2 separate regions of the Homo sapiens genome follow, and region 1 is linked to region 2. A link is a loop called in an ENCODE intact Hi-C map of the cell type or tissue named here. Cell type or tissue: heart right ventricle. All regions are shown on one strand. Links, peaks and the distances in the headings refer to the core of each region. The heading gives the core; the rest is flanking DNA.

Region 1 (2,914 bases), core at 296-2,795, 77 kb after region 2:
AGCAAAACCATAACCCTGCACATTACTGACGTCAATGACAACGCGCCGGTTTTCGGACAGTCAGCCTACCTGGTCCACGTGCCAGAAAACAACCAGCCGGGTGCCTCCATAGCGCAAGTCAGTGCCTCTGACCCAGACTTCGGGCTCAACGGCCGTGTCTCCTACTCTCTCATTGCCAGCGACCTGGAGTCACGAACGCTGTCGTCCTACGTGTCCGTGAGCGCGCAGAGCGGGGTGGTGTTCGCGCAGCGCGCCTTCGACCACGAGCAGCTGCGCACCTTCGAGCTCACGCTGCAGGCCCGCGACCAGGGCTCGCCCGCGCTCAGCGCCAATGTGAGCCTGCGCGTGTTGGTGGGCGACCGTAACGACAACGCACCGCGGGTGCTGTACCCTGCGCTGGGTCCCGACGGCTCCGCGCTCTTCGACACAGTGCCGCGGGCCGCGCAGCCAGGCTACCTGGTGACCAAGGTGGTGGCCGTGGACGCGGACTCGGGGCACAATGCCTGGCTGTCCTACCACGTGGTGCAGGCCAGTGAGCCCGGGCTCTTCAGCCTGGGGCTGCGAACAGGCGAGGTGCGCATGGTGCGTGCTTTGGGTGACAAGGACTCGGTCCGCCAGCGCCTGCTAGTCGCTGTAAGAGATGGAGGACAGCCACCCCTTTCAGCCACTGCCACGCTGCACCTGGTGTTCGCAGATAGCTTGCAAGAGGTACTGCCGGATTTCAGCGACCATCCCACACCCTCTGACTCCCAGGCTGAGATGCAGTTTTACCTGGTGGTGGCCTTGGCCTTGATTTCTGTGCTCTTTCTCCTCGCGGTGATTCTAGCTATTGCTCTACGCCTGCGACAGTCTTTCAGCCCTACTGCAGGAGACTGCTTTGAGTCAGTTCTCTGCTCCAAGTCCGGACCTGTGGGTCCCCCCAACTACAGTGAGGGAACGTTGCCCTATGCCTATAATTTTTGTGTGCCTGGGGATCAAATGAATCCAGAATTTAATTTTTTCACATCTGTTGATCATTGTCCAGCCACACAAGATAACCTCAACAAAGATAGCATGCTACTGGCTAGCATTTTAACTCCCAGCGTTGAAGCAGATAAGAAGATTCTTAAACAGGTAAGTATTTAAAAATGTATTTAATCCTTTTTATATTACAATATGCCAATATATTCCAATATAGTGGTATTATTTTAAGATTCTAGATAACTTCTTCATAGAGTTCGCAAAATATAGGTCAAATTTATGGTTATCATTATTAAAACAAAAGTTTAAATTAAATGCCTCAGTCTTCCTACTATTCAAAGACATTTTAAAGCAAACTACATGGGTAATCTCCGGTGACATTTTTATGAAGTAAAATACCTTTCGGTTAAAAATATAAAATACAGGTATATTTTTACGGCATGGTATTTTAATTGAAACCCTGATGCTACTCAATTTTTCTCAAGTATTTCATCTTCATTTACTCAATAAAGGAACCTTGTAAGAATTATAGTTAGGCATCCTACCTGATGATTTTATCGGGACCGTATTATTTCCACTTCCAGAAATGTCGTTCCTTTCAGTCGGTTAAAATCAATTGGAACCAACTACAACCTACAAGTTTTCAGCTCCAGTAATATTTTGAAAACTTTTTAAAAATTAAGCAAGCCCTTTTAATAATTACTCCTTTCGCAGGTGTTCTTGGTAAAGTTTTAACGTCACATAATGTAAGTATTGTGTATCATCGTTTTTAAGCTCTACAAATACGTGTGATTCACAAAGGTGAGCGTAATCATTTCTTCTGGAATTTCTTAGTCGTTGCAATAATAAGAATGGGCTCTAGGCGCCGCTGCTCACCAATCAGGGAATGGGAAGCTGCGCGCCATTGAGTCCCTCCCTCCCCCGCCTCTACCACACAAAGCGGAATGAGATGGATACTCACAGATCCTGACACTGGAGACTTAGAAGTATTTTCCTTCGCTTTCTGATATATTTTGGATGTAGTCGGCCTAGGACTTCATAGATACATAAGCCGATTCACAACCAACCAGCTCGAGAAACCGCGGAATATCGGCTTAGAGCCTGCCATGGCGAATCGGCTACAGCGCGGGGACCGCAGTCGGCTGCTGCTGCTGCTGTGCATTTTCCTGGGGACGCTGCGGGGGTTCCGGGCCAGGCAGATCCGATATTCGGTGCCAGAAGAGACCGAAAAGGGCTCCTTCGTGGGCAATATCTCCAAGGACCTGGGGCTGGAGCCCCGGGAGCTGGCGAAGCGCGGAGTCCGCATCGTCTCCAGAGGGAAGACACAGCTTTTCGCTGTGAATCCGCGAAGCGGCAGCTTGATCACGGCAGGCAGGATAGACCGGGAGGAGCTCTGTGAGACGGTGTCCTCCTGTTTTTTAAATATGGAACTTCTCGTGGAAGACACCTTGAAGATTTACGGAGTGGAGGTGGAAATAATAGATATTAATGATAACGCCCCCAGCTTCCAGGAGGACGAAGTGGAGATAAAAGTCAGTGAGCACGCAATTCCTGGGGCGCGATTTGCTCTTCCTAATGCTAGGGATCCAGATGTGGGCGTGAACTCCCTCCAGAGCTACCAGCTCAGCCCTAATAATTACTTTTCCTTGCAACTGCGGGGCAGAACGGATGGGGCCAAGAATCCAGAGCTAGTACTGGAGGGAAGCCTGGACCGAGAGAAAGAGGCTGCTCACCTGCTCCTCCTCACAGCTTTAGATGGAGGCGATCCCATCCGAAAGGGCGCAGTTCCCATTCGTGTGGTGGTCCTCGATGTAAATGATCACATCCCAATGTTTACACAGTCCGTATATCGCGTGAGTGTTCCAGAAAACATCAGCTCCGGAACTCGGGTGCTGATGGTTAATGCAACGGATCCAGACGAGGGAATCAACGGGGAAGTAATGTATTCATTTCG
Region 2 (2,914 bases), core at 293-2,792:
CCATACTGTATTTTAATCTTTAAAATAATATATATCCTCAATATAGTTTTGCTTAAAGAAAAGATACAAAAGATTCATATCATACAATTGCCCAGAACCAACTTCTTTATACATCTCTCTTCTCAAGGTTTCTACTCACAATAGCTGCTAGAAATGTTCCCAATCCCTCACCCAATCCCAGTGCCCCTCTGATCAATTTTCTTTTCCCATTCCTCTTCCTATATTGGCTTTTAGTATGTTGGTTATGTATTTAATAACAGAGAATAATAAGCACACTAATGTTCTATGTAACTGGCATCATTTTTTATTTTTATTTGAAAATTATCATGTACCAATTGAGCCTTTTATTGAATGATACCATATTTCTCAAAGTGCTGTGATTCTTTCCGTTGCATTTGATCAAGAAAAAATTTTCTGAGACAAGGTGTTGTTTTGGTTACTATTACATAATTGTCTATGAGTAAAATTGGAACTCACTGTGGAATAATATGTCATAATAGCTTTACTTGTAAGTGAATAATAAAGTATAAACAGGAAAATTAAAGCAAAGTTATTTTTAGTGTGTGTAGTAACTCCACAAGAATAAATGTCTTATGCATAGATATGTAATGCATCATGATTGAAACGACAAATATATTGTATTTATATTTCTGTGCTTGGAAACTTATGGGGAAAGAGATTCTGGAACATAAAAGCTTATTTCTACTAGTTTCAGTTGGTTTTGAAAAAACATCCTTACAGTCTAGATTTAAACAAAGGAAACTTCTTTCAGTACCCTGAAGGTCTGTGATTTCTCTCTCACACCTAGGCATTGTCATGCTGTTCTCTCCCACATCCAGGCCTTTTCACTGATCCACTCCTCTCATGTTTCCTGGGAAAGCGTTTGCTAACATTAAAGGCCCAATTGAAGGCCCCCCTAACCCCCTTGGCTTCTCCCATTATGGTAATTATCTCAGTACACTGCAATTCCCTGTTTGCTTTTATATCCTTATAATCTCTGTGAAGGAAGCTACTGTGTCTATATTGTTCACCTTAAATCCCCAAACATATTGTCTGATGCCTAATTATGTGTTTGTTTAATGAATATTAAATAACAACAAATATCGAAACTAAGTTATCAGGTCACCAAGAACAAACTTAAAGAAATATAATGTATAAATATGGCTGATTTCTGTGTGTTTCTTTTCTTTTTTTCCTTGTCTCAGCTCTTAGAGAGTTAAGAGTATAGAGAGGGAAAGGTCAAAGAGGAGGTGGATATCTTATCAAATAACCCTGATAAATGTAGTAAGTATAAGAATAAACACATTATCAAGGTTCAGTGGTGGAAGAACAAGTGGTGGTCATGTCTTTTAATAGTTGTGTTGGTCCTTACGGCCAGTTCTTTGTTACTGTGTGTTTCTTAAACTGAACAATTCAAAAAAGTTAACTCCACTATGTTTGAAGCAATATTGGTGGCATTAAGGTTAGTGCATGGATTCCCAAGAAAGATAACTTGAGGTGACACTGTTTAACATATATCGATTCAATTATGTTCAATCAACACTAGTCCTCTTATCTCTGACAAGAAGGATTTCAGATCTTGGATAATTCAAAAATAATAATGTGTCTGAGAGGATGCAGTAAACGGTTAGGCCTCTTAGTGTCGCTGTTGACCACTCAAGAAGGAGAACGCAGCTGGAGAACTAGTCCACCATTTCCTTGCTCCTAAAATGCAAAGAACCAGCAAATCAGACTCAGAAGATCCGGGGCGGCTGCCAACCTCACCTCTTAGTCAACCAGCTGTTTGACCTGTGAATTAGGCCCGTAAAAGACTTCGTTTCTTGAGAAAATAAGATTGGAGTCCGTCGTAGGAAACTGGAACCGAATTCAGAGAAAGCGATTCACCGAAAAGGAAATGACCAATTGCCTGAGTTTCCGAAATGGCAGAGGACTGGCCCTGCTGTGCGCGCTCCTGGGGACGCTGTGCGAAACAGGATCCGGTCAGATCCGCTACTCGGTGTCTGAGGAGCTAGATAAAGGTTCCTTCGTGGGCAACATCGCTAACGACCTGGGGCTAGAGCCCCGGGAGCTGGCGGAGCGCGGAGTCCGCATCGTCTCCAGAGGTAGGACGCAGCTTTTCTCTCTGAATCCGCAAAGCGGCAGCTTGGTCACCGCGGAGAGGATAGACCGGGAGGAGCTCTGCGCTCAGATCCCGCTGTGTCTGGTAAAAATTAACATTCTGGTTGAGGATAAATTGAAAATTTTTGAAGTAGAAATAGAAATTAAAGATATTAATGATAATGCTCCTAATTTCCCAACAGAGGAATTGGAAATAAAAATTGGTGAACTAACGGTTCCTGGAACCCGATTTCCAATTAAAACTGCTTTTGACCCAGATGTAGGCATTAACTCCCTGCAGAACTACAAGCTTAGCCCCAATGACTACTTCTCTCTGGCTGTGAATAGCGTCTCTGAGGGGGCCAAGTATCCAGAGCTGGTGCTGGAGCGGGCCCTGGACCGTGAGAAAAAAGAAATTCACCAGCTTGTCCTGGTTGCCTCTGATGGTGGCGACCCTGTCCACTCTGGCAACTTGCACATCCAAGTGATAGTCCTGGATGCAAATGACAACCCACCAATGTTTACTCAGCCTGAGTACCGTGTGAGTGTTTGGGAGAACGTGCCTGTGGGTACCCGGCTGCTCACGGTGAATGCCACTGACCCTGACGAGGGATTCAATGCTCAAGTGTCTTATATTCTAGATAAAATGCCTGGGAAAATCGCTGAGATTTTCCATCTTAACTCAGTGAGTGGAGAAGTATCAATATTAAAAAGTCTAGATTATGAGGATGCCATGTTCTATGAAATTAAAATTGAAGCACAGGATGGACCAGGTCTTCTTTCAAGAGCCAAGATTCTAGTCACGGTTCTGGATGTG

The links. Peaks named below come from ENCODE experiments on the same cell type or tissue, not always from the same donor. Only the 100,000 strongest peaks of a DNase experiment are listed, where the experiment ranks them.
Region 1: it touches region 2 in a loop (2.7-fold over the local background); 6 of 110 quality-filtered maps call a loop at or near these places.

Annotation. Positions count from the first base shown.
Region 1 is chr5:141,419,162-141,422,075 of GRCh38, forward strand. The region is part of intron 1 of PCDHGA1 (protocadherin gamma subfamily A, 1); the gene reads left to right. All of the region lies in intron 1 of PCDHGA2 (protocadherin gamma subfamily A, 2), which reads left to right. The region is part of intron 1 of PCDHGA3 (protocadherin gamma subfamily A, 3); the gene reads left to right. All of the region lies in intron 1 of PCDHGB1 (protocadherin gamma subfamily B, 1), which reads left to right. It also overlaps PCDHGA4, PCDHGB2, PCDHGA5, PCDHGB3, PCDHGA6 and PCDHGA7, and 9 more genes. In heart right ventricle, for the core only: a CTCF peak has its summit at 1,800; a DNase peak (open chromatin) is centred at 1,850; H3K4me3 peaks cover 792 bases.
Region 2 is chr5:141,342,140-141,345,053 of GRCh38, forward strand. The region is part of intron 1 of PCDHGA1 (protocadherin gamma subfamily A, 1); the gene reads left to right. The region is part of intron 1 of PCDHGA2 (protocadherin gamma subfamily A, 2); the gene reads left to right. It overlaps PCDHGA3 (protocadherin gamma subfamily A, 3), which reads left to right and starts at 1,690. Exons shown (of 4, transcript NM_018916.4): 1 at 1,690-2,914. The coding sequence starts at 1,895. It also overlaps PCDHG@. In heart right ventricle, for the core only: a CTCF peak has its summit at 1,638; a DNase peak (open chromatin) is centred at 1,727; H3K4me3 peaks cover 2,500 bases; H3K27ac peaks cover 2,373 bases.